Regions from separate parts of the Homo sapiens genome. Here region 1 is linked to region 2. Evidence: chromatin contacts called from ENCODE Hi-C or POLR2A ChIA-PET data. All regions are on one chromosome and are shown on one strand. The core of a region is the stretch at or near the end of the contact, and the rest is flanking DNA. Distances in the headings are between cores, read along the strand shown.

Region 1 (4,483 bases), core at 1,513-4,012, 190 kb after region 2:
TGGTTTCACCATGTTGTCCAGGCTGGTCTCAAACTCCTGACCTCAGGTGATCCACTCGTCTCGGCCTCCCCAAAAGTGCTGGGATTACAGGCGTGAGCCACTGCACCCGGCTTTTTTTTTTTTTTTTTTTTTGAGACGTTGTCTTGCTCTGTCACCCAGGCTGGAGTGCAGTGGCACGTTCTCGGCTCACTGCAACCTCTGCCTCCCGGGTTCAAGCGATTCTTCTGCATCGGCATCCCGAATAGCTGGGATTACAGGCGCCTGCCACCATGCCCGGCTAATTTTTGTATTTTTAGTAGAGACATGGTTTCACCATGTTGTCCAGGCTGGTCTCAAACTCCTGACCTCAGGTGATCCACTCGTCTCGGCCTCCCCAAAAGTGCTGGGATTACAGGCGCAAGCCACCGTGCCCGGCCAATTTTTTGTATTTTTAATAGAGACAGAGTTTCACTATGTCTGCGAGGCTTGGCCGGTTGTGGTGGTTCACGCCTGTAATCCCTGCACTTTGGGAGGCCAATGCAGGTGGATCACCTGAGACCAGGAGTTCGAGACCAGCCTGGCCAACATGATGAAACCCCGTCTCAACTGAAAATACAAAAAATTAGCTACGCGTGGTGGCGTGCACCTGTAATCCCAGCTACTCAGGAGGCTGAGATAGGAGAATTGCTTGAACCCGGGAGGCGGAGGTTGCAGTGAGCCAAGATTGTGCCACTGCACTCCAGCCTGGGCAACGAGAACAAAACTCTGTCTCCACCAAGGTGACATTTTCCACCCTGTGTCCTGTTCCCCAATAAAAACAAATTCACAAATTCACAAAAAAACTAAACTAAACTAAAACTGTCTAAAAAAAAAAAAAAAAAAAAAAAAACAAACAAAAAACCCCACCATGTTGGCCAGGCTGGCCTCCAACTCCTGTCCTCAAGGGATCCTGTAATCTCCGCATTTTGGGAGGCCGAGGCAGGCAGATCACTTGAGGCCAGGGGTTTGAGACCAGATTGGGCGACATGGCAAAGCCCCATCTCTACAAAACATATAAAAATCAGCCAGGTGTAGTGGCATGCGCTGCCTGTAGTCCTGGCTACTTGGGAGGCTGAGGTTGGAGGATAGCTTGAGCCCAGAAGCTTGAGGTTGCAGTGAGCAGAGATCATACCATTGTACTCCAGCCTGGGTGACAGAGCGAGACTTTGTCTTTAAAAAAAAAAAAATAGAGGCTGGGCACAGTGGCTGACGCCTGTAATCCCAGCACTTTGGGAGGCCGAGGCGGGCGGATCACGAGGTCATGAGATCGAGACCATCCTGGCTAACATGGTGAAACCCCGTCTCCACTAAAAATACAAAAAATTAGCCGGGCGAGGTGGCGGGCGCCTGTAGTCCCAGCTACTCAGGAGGCTGAGGCAGGAGAATGGCATGAACCCGGAAAGCGGAGCTTGCAGTGAGCTAAGATCGCACCACTGCACTCCAGCCTGGGCGACAGAGTGAGACTCTGTCTCAAAAAAAAAAAAAAAAAAAAAAAAATAGAATTGACTTGAAGGAGTCAGGCCGGAAGGCCAAATAGGAGATGAATGGGGATAGCGGCTTGAATAAGGGCAGTGGCAAGGAAAATGGGCTAGGGGTTAGGGAAGGGGGCCGACTGGCTGTGCACCCAAATGCTAAAAACGGTCCAGAAAGGAATGTGTTCAGCTATTTTTCAAGGACTTCTAAATTAAACTCTCTTAAATGATGTTTATATTAAGGCTGGTGGTGGAGTCTTTCAGAGGCAGTGTTGGTGCTAGAAGAGCTCTTGAGGATCATACAGCCTCCCCCCTCAATTTCACAGTGAAAGAAAACCTCAGAGAAGCAAAGCAACTTGCTCAAGGTCACACAGCATTTCAGTGGTAGAACATGACTCGTGGTTCTTAGATAGCATTACCCAGCCTCCACTGAGGCTAATGGCTGTAGGCGCTATGCCAACATGACTAGATCTAAGGTGACCCAAGCTATATTTTAAGGGACTGAACGCAGATTCCCTCTCTTCCCCTTCGCCACCCCTTCCTCCACGCGCGACTCCAGTGATCAATGAATAATTGTGGAAACAGTTCCTTTGTGCAGAACACTTTGTTAAAAGAGGTGCAGAGATACACGTCTGCGGTAGGATTCCTTATCCTGAGATCTGAGAGCACCTCGATGCTTCCCCAACCTGCTAGGTGAGGGTGGAAAGGGCATTCCTGAGGCAGCCGGTGCCCCTCCTCTGCCCCCCAACTCCCACGTGGTTTCTCCAGCCAAGTTCTCACGGAGTGGCCCCTCCCTCAGCGGCTCCACTGTTGCCATAGCAATTGGGTGGGTGGACAGCCCGTCCTATCTAGAGGCCACCCAGCCCTCGCGTGGGGAGTTACCATAACAACCCCCTAGTAATAGAGGGGGTTGGGTACCGCCCCCTTCCCCCGCAAATGGAAAGGTGGGTGGCTTGATTGGCAGCTGGGCACACGAAAGAAGGAGGGAAAGGGAAGGAAAGGCGTCAAAGGAGATCTGAGAAGGAAATAAGGGAGAGAAAGGGCAAAAAAAATAGGGAAAGAAAAGGAAACGCGTGTGCGCACGCGCACCAGCTGGTGGGCGCGCTCCGCGGCCGCCTCGGCCGCCGCCCACTTCTTTCACGCCAGGCTCGCGCGGTCGCTCCGTCCTCGCGCGCGCCTTTCGCCTGCTCGCCTGCGCCTGCGCGCAGGTGTCGGCGCCTAGGGGGAGGGGGCCCCGGCGCGCTCGCGTCACGCTCGCGCTTCCACCCTCCCAGTGCGCGGTCGCTCCGCGCCTGCGCAGGAGAGGTGGTAGGCTCGGGTGGCTGGCTCCGGGGAGATAGCGCCTGTCAGTCGGTGGGTCGGTCCTCGCGCCGGCCCTCCCCCTCCCCGGTCTCCGGGGGAGGCGCGGTGGAGTCCGCCCCCGGGGTTCTCCGATGGGGGAGAAGCGGCGACGGCGGCAGTGGAGTAACCGAGCCGGAGCGTGAGCGGCCCCGGTGCCCCGTTCCCCACGGAGGCCATGGGCGACCCAGCCCCCGCCCGCAGCCTGGACGACATCGACCTGTCCGCCCTGCGGGTGAGCGCGCCGTCCCCCAGCCTCGCCCTGGTTCCTGTCCCCGCCGCAGGGGAGGGAGCGGGGTGGCTGCACGCCTCACGTGCTCCCGGGCGCCCCCTCCACCAGCTTGGGTCCCCTTGGCGACCCGTGCCCCTTTCCCGGACTCCCGCCGCGGCTGGGCCCCCGCCCTCTGCTCCCTTCTCTCTCCACTGGCTGCAGATGCTGGGAGCCAGTTCGGTCCCCACCCTGTGGTGCCCCGCCCCCACACTTCCGTGCCACCCTACCTTTACTCTGGGGTTCGGGACCCACTGGTTCGCCTAAACTTAGCCTCCCCCATCACCTGGAGAACCTTTATTGTGGTTCCTTACCTCCTTTCGGCCCTTTTCCACCTTTGCCCTTACTTCTATCTTCTTCCTTCCCCTCCTCTTCCTCAGCTCCTGGAATTTTGACTTTGCAACTGTCTCGACAGCCTCTCTCTCATCCCTCTTTCTCTGCCTCGCCCACCCTTGAATTGCATCCTTTCCCTGGTCGGAATTTCAGCTACCCCACCCCTCGTGCCGTCACCCTCAATCCCATGTTCAGTTTTCCCTATCCCTTCTCTCCTGTTTCAAGTGCAGCAGTTCAGAACCAGGCATTTCCGGTCTCAGGGTCCCTGAATATTACATGACCAACTCTGCAGCAGCGTGGGGCTGGGAGCCCTCGGGGAGGAGGGGAGGCATTTCTTCTCTTTGGAAACTGTAGCACGGGCTGGGAAGAGGATGTTTACACACACACACACGCGCACACACGACACATGCTACATGTGGTCAGGCTGAAGGTTTGGAAAGGCAGTGGGTGTTTATGTTAGCTAAAGGCTGGAAGCAATGGAGACCTCTCAAGGTAGGGGCTAATAAGGAAAGGGGTTGAGAGGAAGCAAATGCTGCAGGAATTTCTTGGAAATACCCGTTCATTGTCCCTTGTGGGGCACTTACACACTCTGGTGGAAGAGCTTTCTGTAGCATTTATGTTTTTCTTCGGCAGGGAGCTTTGGCTTAAGGGGCAACTTAGTGATTTCAAGGTGAACACTCCAGACTATCAGCCAGGTGGTGTTTTGATCCTGTGCCCTTCCAGCGCTCTCACCAGGCCAAGGTGTGGGGAGAGCAGGACTTCCCATCTCTAGGTTCGCTTCTCTGGAGGCCCCTGCTCAGACTGTCTTCTGGCTTTTGAGTCAGCCAGGGAACATGGCCAGTAGTGGGAAAAGGCGGTCAGCCACACAGGTGCCCCGGATATGGCTGGAGGGGAGAGGGGAATTGAAGAGAGCAGAGTCATGTTGTTAATTGGGTTTCTCTAGGTGACACAGTTTTTTTTCTTCCCATTTTCAGGTCATAATTTGTTTGGTGCAATGTTGGGCTATGAGACCTGACTTGCTGGAGATAACGTGATAAATTTCTGGGGAGAGGGA
Region 2 (4,456 bases), core at 295-2,794:
GAGGGCGAGCAGCATCTTGGAGCTGGAGCTCAGAGCCCAGGTGTGGGGGGTCAGCAGGTCCGGAGGCTCTCGAAGGTGGCGCCAGGGGCTTTGGATTTGGTCCCGAGAACAAGCGGGAGCCGTTCGAATGTGTTAAGCAGGGGGAGTGAATTAGGGAGAAATCATTCCGGCTTCAGAAGGGCTTGGAAGGTCTGCAGCAGAGGTGGCGAGGCCGCTGGAGGTTTGAAATGGCTTTTAAAATAGAGAAACCGGGAGGACCGACGACCGCTCCGGCGACCGCAGTTTCCAGGCACCAGAGCTGTGTGGAATGAGGGGCGCTCAGGAGCATCCCCTTAATTCCAAGGAGATCGAGTAGCGGGAACATTTATTGAGCCTTTACTGTGTGTCACCAACTGCCCACCATAGGGAGGAAAAAAGGGAGGAGGGAGCGCGCCTTTCCACCTTCCGTGCCCCGTCCCCTCACCATGGAGTCGCGGGGCCACCTGCTCCGTGCGCATTTTCTCTCTTCCTGGCTCCCTTTGCCCCGCTTTCTCGGAAGCTCGGAGCAAGGGCGTGGAGTGCGGGGAGCAGGGCTCCGCAGGTTCAAGAGGACGCGGGCGGTCGGGGGCGGGACGGATATTGGGCAGGGACGCGGGAGATGCTCAGGGTCTAGAACTGACTGCGCCGGATTCTTGTTTAGAGGGAGGTGAAGAGAGGAAGGAGGCGCGGGTGACACCGGGGGAGGCAGGAGGAGAGGGCTGGGAGGTGGGGAGAGGGGAGGACCTCATCCGGGCATGTTGCTTTGACGTTCCCTGAGACAGACATCCGGATTTGGGGATCTGGGAGAGAGCTAGAGCAGTGATGGGAATTTGGGCTTTCGCGGAAGAAAAAAAGTTAACAGGACCGGGTAGAACACCCGGTAGATGTGACATGAGATATGACGGGAGGTGGGTCGGGAAATCGAGAGCGTTCTCCTGTCTTGACTCCCCATCCCTTCCCTCTCACCACCCACTCCACCCCAGGTGATAAAGCCTGAAAGGTAGAGATCCAACAGCGCTAGCGGTTGAAACGGTTTTTAAAATAGAGAAAGCGAGAGGACCGACGGCGGCTCCAGTGACTGCTGAGTTTCCAGACAAGGGAGCTTTGTGCAATGAGGGGCGCACAGGAGCATGCCCTCAATTCCAAGGAGATCGGGTAGCGGCAACATTTATTGAGCGCTTACTGTGTGCCACCGACTGCCCTAAAGCCCCCCACCCCCGTGGCCTCCGCGCGCTTTGAGCCCAATGCGCGGGCCCTTGGCAAAGAGAATCGGCCAGAGGCCAACGGGGGCGCATGTCCTCCCCGGTATTTGACTGACTCGGAGCCAGGGGCGCAGCCCACCCCGCCCGGCTCTGGGGAGCTCACCTTGCCCCGTGCGGGCCACAGTCGCTTCCCGAGCGCCGCCTCCCCGTGCTGGCCGACCAGCCACAGCTGCACCTGGTTGTTGGAACCGGCATAGAGCGAGGCCCCAGTGGACACGCGGATGCGGTAGAGACCCATCTTGCTCAAAGATGTTTCGCTCCTTCTGGTGGAGAAGGGTGGACGAGCTAAATAACCCAGCCTGAGACCCCGCCCTCTCGGAGGTCGCTTGGGGTCGGAATGTGGGTGGCAGGTCTCCAATCAACTCCGCCTACCGCTGGGGCCCCCAGCTCCAAGGAGCAGAGCTTCAAGGGGCAGAATTCAGCCCCAGTCCAAAAGGCGGTGTCCTGGCGAGAGCAGGGAGTGGAAACCACTATCTTGACGGGAGGGAGAAAAAGAAAAGGATTTGGACCGAAAACACGCAGGAAGAGGGAATCAACGCCTGGTACAGCAGGCAGGCGAGGTGGGGGTAGGAGTTATGCACGTGTGTACCACGGACTTTGGGCCAAGCCTGGGTGGCTGGGAAGCCAACCTCCATCTAAACGCACGCGTGCACACACACACACACGCAAGGACACGCGCGCGCACACACAAGCCTCACAAGTTGGATTGCAGGAGAGGGTGAAGTGGGCGAGGAGACCCAGTTTGCAGTGGCATTTGAGGAAGGTACATTCAGGCCACGGAATTCATTCGACCAGCTTTGCACACTTGCCTTCTCTGTGCCAGCCACTGGGACTCATTCCTTTTGAGCATAAAAGCCGCTGCCTCCCTGTTGCCTGCAGAATAAAAGTCCAAATGTTTCTGGCATTCAATGCCCTTGCTAACCTGACCTGCTCTCCTCACCTCTCATCCCACTGCACCCTGGCATCTCCTGTGCTGGAGCCATGTGTTCCCCGGAACCCCCCCTCCCCCCGCCGCCCCTGCTGTTCTCTCAAAGAACTCACTTCTGGGTTAGTCTGGTCATGCTTCTAAACCCTAATTCGTCTCCAGTTTCTTTTTGGGCTGGAGCCATGTGTTCCCCAGAACCCCACCTGCTGTTCTCTCAAAAGAACTTGCTCCTGGATTAGTCTATTCATCTATTCATGCTTCTAAACCCTAGTTCACCTCCGGTTTCTCAGGAAAGTCTTACCCGGTACTTTCACCCCCCACCACCCCACCAGAGTGAATTAGCTTTCCTTTTTTTTTTTTTTTTGAGATATAGAGTCTCACTCTGTCACCCTGGAATGCAGGGTGGAGTGCAATGGCACGATCTCGGCTCACGGCAACCTCTGCCTCCCGGGCTCAAGCAATTCTCTGCCTCAGCCTTCCGAGTAGCTGGGATTACAGGCGCCTGCCACCATGCCTGGATAATTTTTGTATTTTTAGTAGAGACGGGGTTTCTCCATGTTGGCCACGCTGGTCTTGAACTCCTGACCTTGTGATCCACCCACCTCAGTCTCCCAAAGTGCTGGAATTACAGGTGTGAGCCACGGCGCCCGGCCCAGCTTTCCTTTCTAACACTTTTCTCCTTGCGCACACTTCTACTGTTGCACAGTTAATACTGCAGTGTGAGCATTTGTATGTGTGTATCCCCCACTAATGTGAGCCCGTCCTAGGCAGGGACTACACACCCAGCAGGACTCTCACTTTTGTTTCCCCTGGAGACGGCACAGTGTCAGGGTTTGTGGGTGTCAATAAGTGTTTGCTGAAACACACTGAGCTGAAAAATTCATTATAAATGAATGCTTCCCTTGGGGGAGACAAAGGGAAACAAATTATCAGGCAATGTAAACAAAAGGGGAATACTAACATAAACTTCATGGCATGGATTACAATCAGCCTGGTAACACAAATGAAGTCCACGAAAATATGTCTGTGATGCATATTTTCTGGTTTGCTTGTTTTTTGTTTTTGGTGTTTTTTTTTTTAATGAGATGGAGTCTTGCTCTGTTGCCCGGGCTAGAGTACAGTGGTGTGATCTCGGCTCACTGCAACCTCCACCTGCCGGGTTCAAGCGATTCTCCTGCCTCAGCCTCCAGAGTAGCTGGGATTACAGGCACCCACCAACATGCCCGGCTACTTTTTGTATTTTCAGTCGAGATGGGGTTTCACCATGTTGGCCAGGCTGGTCTTGAACTCCTGACCTCAAGTGATCCACCTGCCTCGGCCTCCCCAAGTGCTGGGATTACAGCCATGAGCCATCATGTCCGGCCCTGCTTAATTGTTTACTGGGAAGTACATTCATGTGATTCAAAATTCAAAAGGTACAAAGTGATATTCACTAGTTTCTCCCTCCTCTTGGCCCCAAGCCACCCAGTTGCTCCACTCCCAGCAATCACAGTTACCAGTCTCTTCTGTGCACTAATATTACTGAGCAAATACACGCCTATCTTTGTCTTTTTCTGCACATTGTAGCATGCCTTATTCTGCATCTCGTTTTTCCATAGTGCAACAGGAGGTCATTCCATATCCATGCATAAAGAGCTTCCTTGTTCTTTGCTAAGGCTGCCATTTGCTGTAACGCCATAAATTCTACTAGTCTCTTGTAGTGGACACAGGTTATTAGTAATCTTTTGTAGCTATGAAAAAGTGCTGAAAGAAATAAACCTCGCATATACAGCATTTCTCGTATGAAAGTATCTCTGTAGAACAAAACCCTGGAGATAGAATTTCTGGACCAAAAGCATATCGAATTTAGGCAGAAACTGCTCAATTGCCCTCTGTAGAAAGTTGTACTGATTTAGACTCCCACCAGTGGACTGTGTATGAGAATGCCCATTCTTCCTCACTCTTGCCAATGGTGTGTTCATAACCTTACCTTAGCCAATCGGATAGGTGAAAAATGGTACCCTAGTTTTAATTTTAATTTGCATTACCCTTATTATGAGTAAAGTTGAGCTTTTTTTTTTTTTCTTTTTTTGAGAAGGAGTTTTGCTCTTGTCGCCCAGGCTGGAGTGCAGTGGCGCGATCTTGGCTCACTAAAACCTCTGCCTCCCGGGCTCAAGCAATTCTCCTGCCTTAGTCTCTCGAGTAGCTGGAATTACAGTCGCCTGCCACCATGCCCGGCTAATTTTTTGTATTTTTAGTAGAGATGGGTTTT

What was found. Hi-C counts contacts between places; a loop is a spot of excess contacts on that map. ChIA-PET counts read pairs that join two places held with the same protein, here RNA polymerase II (POLR2A). Pooled maps may share reads with other maps.
Region 1: a map of OCI-LY7 shows a loop between it and region 2 (4-fold over the local background). The contact joins the promoter of MINK1 here to the promoter of ALOX15 in region 2. A Hi-C loop is called at or near these places in 1 of 168 maps with a recorded cell type or tissue (OCI-LY7) and 1 of 50 pooled maps. POLR2A ChIA-PET finds 5 or more read pairs at or near these places in 1 of 52 experiments (OCI-LY7).

Annotation. Positions count from the first base shown.
Region 1 is chr17:4,830,578-4,835,060 of GRCh38, forward strand. It overlaps MINK1 (misshapen like kinase 1), which reads left to right and starts at 2,763. Exons shown (of 32, transcript NM_153827.5): 1 at 2,763-3,063. The coding sequence starts at 3,007. RefSeq lists an enhancer at 1,820-2,606 and silencers at 2,584-3,053, 3,064-3,313.
Region 2 is chr17:4,640,134-4,644,589 of GRCh38, forward strand. It overlaps ALOX15 (arachidonate 15-lipoxygenase), which reads right to left and starts at 1,545. Exons shown (of 14, transcript NM_001140.5): 1 at 1,384-1,545. The coding sequence starts at 1,518.